Linked DNA regions of Homo sapiens: region 2 is linked to region 1. A link is an interaction called in ENCODE POLR2A ChIA-PET data of the cell type or tissue named here. Cell type or tissue: MCF 10A. All regions are shown on one strand. Links, peaks and the distances in the headings refer to the core of each region. The heading gives the core; the rest is flanking DNA. Region 1 holds the start of MPZL2 (myelin protein zero like 2). Region 2 overlaps JAML (junction adhesion molecule like).

What was found. Peaks named below come from ENCODE experiments on the same cell type or tissue, not always from the same donor. Only the 100,000 strongest peaks of a DNase experiment are listed, where the experiment ranks them.
Region 2: POLR2A ChIA-PET joins it to region 1 with 12 read pairs; 11 of 35 experiments call an interaction of 5 or more read pairs at or near these places.

The regions. Positions count from the first base shown.
Region 1 is chr11:118,263,083-118,265,995 of GRCh38, forward strand. MPZL2 (myelin protein zero like 2) reads right to left here and starts at 1,215. Exons shown (of 6, transcript NM_005797.4): 1 at 1,014-1,215; 2 at 1-15. The coding sequence starts at 1,071. RefSeq lists an enhancer at 967-1,016. In MCF 10A, for the core only: no CTCF peak of the experiment used is centred there; a DNase peak (open chromatin) is centred at 1,379.
Region 2 is chr11:118,209,360-118,212,272 of GRCh38, forward strand. JAML (junction adhesion molecule like) reads right to left here. Exons shown (of 10, transcript NM_001098526.2): 4 at 1,128-1,353. Among named protein-coding and RNA genes, the nearest start is that of JAML, 14 kb to the right of the region's middle. In MCF 10A, for the core only: no CTCF peak of the experiment used is centred there; no DNase peak of the experiment used is centred there.

The sequences.
Region 1 (2,913 bases), core at 240-2,739:
CTATAGGCCAAAGAGCTGCAATGAAAAAGAAGAAAAAGAAGGGTTAACAGGGGATGTAGTATTGTGAGAACTTCTGCTGACACTTCCAAAATAAATATCTGAGTAGGACTTAAAGTAAAGTGAAACTGAGATGCCCCATCTCCCAAACTTACTTCACCCAGAATCTACATACTCCTACCTGTATGCAGCCTGGACCCTCCCATTCCATGTGACAACTAAACTACCACACAGCAAGCCTTCGCAGTGCTTTTACTTTCTCCACAGCATTAAAGCCTCGCCTCGTGGTACTGACTTCAAAACTGTTATAACAAACTACAAACATCCGCAAATAGAATTGAAAGCATAAACAAAAAATTAAAATGAATCATAACATTGATTAGACATTACATTATGTATTAAGGTTAAGCATTATGTGTTGTATGTAAAGTGGTCTCCTAGCAGGTAAGTTTTCCAGATGGGTCCTTAGGTGGATTTCATACTGTTACTAGTCTATTGCAGAAACTGAATTAATCAACTCCAGACAGCTTATGTTTGCCTGCACCCCTAGAACCTTTGTACCACGTGGCATTTTTTTAAACTTGATATTTACATTTAGAATGTGTGTGTTGGGGCACTTTCAAAATCACAGTAGGTCTCTCTCTAACAATCTCCACTTTCCTGGTGTTGCTGAGAGTCACAGACAAGACCCACACACAGAAATCCAAATGCCAAGTCCTGCCAGCAGTGGGAGGTTGAGAACAGCCACACACAAAAAAATGGCATGTAACCTGAGATTAGAAAGCCCTCTCTGTGCCTGAATCACTGGCAGCTGAACACACCTAAACCTGTTTGTCCGAGAGCAGTTCTCCAAAAACAGTCCACCAACTTTGGTTTCAGTAAAACCCAAAGTAAAACAAACTGTATCTGTGGCTCAGGCTCCCAAACAAAAGTCTTGCAACTTCTAAGACAATTAGCTAACTTTATAGAGTGAGCAGTGAAGGAGGAAACTCTGAGAGAAGCCCGCCGGCTCTTACCTGTGAGCTGTATGCCAAGGAGAAGAAGCACCGCACGAGTAGAGCTCTTGCCATACATGAGGGAAACCCAGCCTTGGCCCCAGAGACCGGACGGGGCAGACCGAGGGCTCCAACACCCTGCCAAGGCCACTCCGGGAGGAGCAAGCACCGCGTTTTCCCAGAGAGAGGAGTTTGAGTTGAGTTCCTCACCTGTGCCTGTGACTCAGCCCGCTCTGCCTGTGCACTTTTCTGAAATGAAAGGTGGGGCCTCAGCTCCCAATGCCCTCCTTCCTTTCCTCTCTCCCGCCCTCTACACGAACGAGCATGAGCACGTCTGCACAAAGGTCCCAAACTCCCGCAGTCCTCTCTTTACTTTCAGTTAATCTGACTGGGCTCTGGCCTCTAGATGGCCTCGGAAACAGCCAGAGGAGGTGGTGCCAGTCTGAAATGTCCCAGACTGTTATGGGTTTGGCCCCCACACGCCCTTTTAAAACAGGCTTTAGGCTTGCCTGGGAAGTGAATGTTGAAACTGTCCTGCAGTGATTCCACTTCTCAAAGCACCACCCCAGGGCCACATTCACTTGGGACTGGATTCGATACAATTTCAAAACGGGAGTCGGAATTCCTTAGGACCCTCTGTGGACAAAAAGCTGATACCCCTGTTACCACAAGGATTCCTGCACTTCTTCTAGTTTGTAGCTTTCCAGGAGACCTGGCAGAAACAACAAATCAAATCTCCATGCTTAACAATCCTTTACCTTTGAAGACTTTAAAAACAAATGAGGACACCATCCCTGCTCATTCACCCTGCCATCCGAGTGCAATCTACAAAGTGCTCTCCTGCTGATTGTTTCATCTCCATTAACGCCCTTGTGAAGCATTCCCATTCTACCAGTGAGGACGCTAAGAACCCGAGGAAGGTAAATGATTTGCCCAAGGTTGCACAGCTACCATGTGGCAAAACCAGAACTTTTCTTAAAAATCTAGCGTTCTTTCCACCAAATAACAGCTAATATGAACAATCAGACATGGGGCTCTCAAGGAAAAGGTTTTCATGATAACTTTGTTGTGCCTCGGATTTCATCTGTCATTTTTTGAATAGCTAAATGACTGAGAAGTCTAAAGAGCTGAGGAATCTAAACGAGAAAAGATGCCTCCTTGTCTGGAAAGAGGGTGGGTCATCTTTACAGATTAATGAAGCGGCACAGAAACATCGGTAGGAGGGGGATGAAGATTACACATGCAGTTAAGAAGTAGGCTGGGCTGGGAATCTAACCCTGAAAAAAGACAGATTGCGTTTATCCCTGGATTAGCAGTCTAGAAACTCTTCAGTCACTCATAAAATCTTCTAGCTGAATCCAGAGCAGAAAGGGTGGCAGGAACAAGAGAAGGCGGCAGGCTGAGTAGAAAAAAATAAAACATCATAAAGAGGGAAGAAAAGAGAAAATTCTACCAAAAGAGAGGAGAATGCAGAAGTGCAGAAAACAGAAAGCAACAGGAGAAAGATGACATGGGCATGGAGCAAAAACAGGTAGACAACCACAAAAATCCATTGTGTTGGAACTCAGAAAGCAGAGGTGGCCCCAAATGCAGACCAGCTGTGTGCTAGTGAAAATCTGTTGCATGGTGAGAGTTTCTGAAAACTGTGTGGCGTCTTTGTCAGATTCTAGTTCAGAAAGGGACCTAAAATCAGTCTGCTGGGGGAACCTTTCAGATGTTGGTGAGGAAGGATAAGATACAGCCTTTCTGGTATGTAGGTCAGAAGAGTTCAGCTCCAGGACCCTGAAAGAAAAAGAGTTAAGGAAACTTGATCTTGGTTGGCTTCCAACTTTGCAGGGAAATACAGCTACAGAGGAAGGAGAGGTAGAGCCAGGATTTTGAAGTCTACAGCAAATTGCAAAAACTGGTGAGAGGTAGAGTT
Region 2 (2,913 bases), core at 284-2,783, 54 kb before region 1:
GCAGGTGGGAGCCTAGGGTCCTACCCCTGCCCCGCTCTTACCCTTCATGTTCTTTGGAGCTTAAGGTTCTACAGAGCACAAATTTTAAAACCACCCACTCCTTCCACTTATAAATGGAAAAATAAAGTGCAAAGAAGAGTTAGAAAGATCTGCTCCTTTCTTCTTTTTTCTATTTTAAGAGACAGGGTCTCAGCTCTGTCACCCAGGCTGGAGGGCAGTGGTGTGATCACAGCTCACTGCAACCTCCACCTCCTGGGCTCAAGTGATCCTCTCACCTCAGTCTCCCCAGTACCTGAGACCACCACAGTCATGTGCCATCATGCCCAGCTATTATTATTATTTTTTTTTTATTTTTTATTTTTTTTAGACATAGGGTCTCACCATGTTGCCCAAGCTAGTCTCAAACTGGCTTCAAGTGATCCTCCCACCTCGGGCTCCCAAAGTGCTAGGATTACAGGCATGAGCCATCACACCCAGACTTTTTCTTTTTTTTTCTTTTCTTTTCTTTTCTCTTTTTTTATTTTAGACAGAGTCTTGCTCTGTCACCCAGGCTAGAATGCAGTGGTGCCATCATAGCTCACTGCAGTCTTGAACCCTGGGGCTCAGGCAGTTCTGCTGCCTCAGCCTCCCAAAATGCTAGGATTACAGGCATGAGCCACTGAGCCTGGCCTGCTTATTTCTTTTCTATCCCCCAGATCACCTAACATAGGGTACCTATAAAATACAGATGTAGCATCAATGTGGATAACTGATGAAAGGTATTAGGGCATAGTAAAAAGAACATGGACTTTGTTGTCAGAGGTGCCAGGGTTCAAGTACTATTTATTCCATTTAATAAATATGTGTCCAAAACATATTTGGACATATATGTGAACAAAACATCCTTCACAGGGCTTTTGTGAGGGGGAAGTGTGTTTAAAGTAATAATACAATAATTATCAATATTTTATTTAATAAAATAACTCTATTTTTATTGACTGAAATAATTATGATCATTTTTTGAAGATTCACTCTGTGGTAAGTACTTAGCCCAAAGGCTGGCATTTACTCAAGATAATCAGTTTCCTTGCCTCTTGCACATGAAAGCTCTTGCCCCTTGGCCCCTCTTTAAGTAAGCATTTGCGTACCTTTGGGCTCCTCTGGAAGCACATGCAGTACCACCGCCTTCTTGAACACCTGGCTCTCCCCTTTGAGGCGGATTTCACAGATATAGGTTCCCTGGTCAGCCTCTTGCACATCTTGGAGCAGGAGAGAGCCATCATTGCATAAGATGTCCCCCATCAAGTGTACGCGGTTCTGGAAGCGCCCAATAGGCACACTGAGATTGGAGTAATAGTATAGCACATATTCGTCCTGAAGGGCAAAACAGTGTTGGAGACAATCAAAAGAGGTGCCAGACCGAGGAGCCTGGATCCCAAAGACTCTGTTATGTGGGGGCAGCAGAGCTATCATCATGATCATGATCCAAAAGCATTTGGTACCCAGTTAATAAAAATAATGTGCCAGGCAACAGTCTAACTTGCACAAGCTCTGCAACTCCCTTTCTACAAAGACAAATGGAGAAATGCAGTCCACATTTTATTTCTTACAGTTTAAGGTAAAATATAGCACCCACTCTGAAGATCACTCTACGGTTTTTAACTTACAACTTTTGAAAACCATCTCTCATTTTCACCCTATTTTCTGCCACAGCCCCGGATTAGATGGCATTCAAATGCATGATCTATTTTCACTAGTGCTGTGGGTGGTGTTGGCGTAAGAATTCCAGGCATGGCCGGCTGGCTGCCACTTTTCTCATTTCTACCCTCCTCCCGGCAGCAGTATCGTAACACAAAAGGAGTCATCCACAGGGAATGGTTCCAGGCTGGGCCCTGGGGAATTCTTTTGTTTTTGGTTTTGGTTTTGTATTGTTTTCTTCTGTCACCCGGGCTGGAGTGCAGTGGCACAATCACAGCTCACTGCAGCCTTAACCTCCTAGGCTCAGGTGATCCTCCCACCTCAGTCTCCCAAGTAGCTGGGACTACAGGTACATGCCACTGCAGCCAGCTAATTTTTGTGTTTGTTTTTTTATAGAGATGGGGTTTTGCCATGTTGCCCATGCTGGTCTCAAACTCTTGAGCTCAAGTGATCACCCCGCCTCAGCCTCCCAAAGTGCTGGGATTACAGGCATGAGTTACCACACCCAGCAGAAATTCTTATTTCTACTTACACTATGGGTTTATCCCTCGTATAAAAATAAAGGCCAATAAAAATTTGAATGAGAGTAGCATTATAGGGACAACAGGGAATGTGCTCTGAGCTACAAAAACAATATTTTGTTTGCAAACATTAGGACTTTATTGTTAGTAACAAACTACTTGGGATGTTTTTCACAAATGATCCTGATATACGAGTATCTATACAGACTGTCTGATGAGGCTTAATACACTGTTCCTCACTCCAAAGAGCTCCATGAAAGAACCTCGCCCACCATGCTGCATCTGCTAATCCCAACACTTTAAGCAGCCACAAAGGAGAAAATGATGATTCCCCAGCACATACATGGAGCAGTGAAACACTGAAAGAATCTGTCCTCCTCCCCACCCCAAAAAAGATCATTGTGGTATAGTTCTTATGCCTAGGTCAGAGCTCTCCTTTCTAGAACCTCGGAATTTACCCCTCTCACCTGCTTCTGCTACTTAACAAAGGGTAGAGATAAAGGAAGGAAACTCAAAGAATTTCATGTGCAAGAACAAGGAACCTCTCATTTCAAGTTTGTGTCTCCCATCAGCCCCTTAACTACTTGAAAGGTAAGCATTACCATTATTGTAATTGCCTTCCTCTTCACAGCTCAGGAAGCTAAGATCAGCAAGGTTGAGTAACTTACTTACCCAGCTGATAACATAACCAAATTCCTGAGCTAGGACGAGGCCC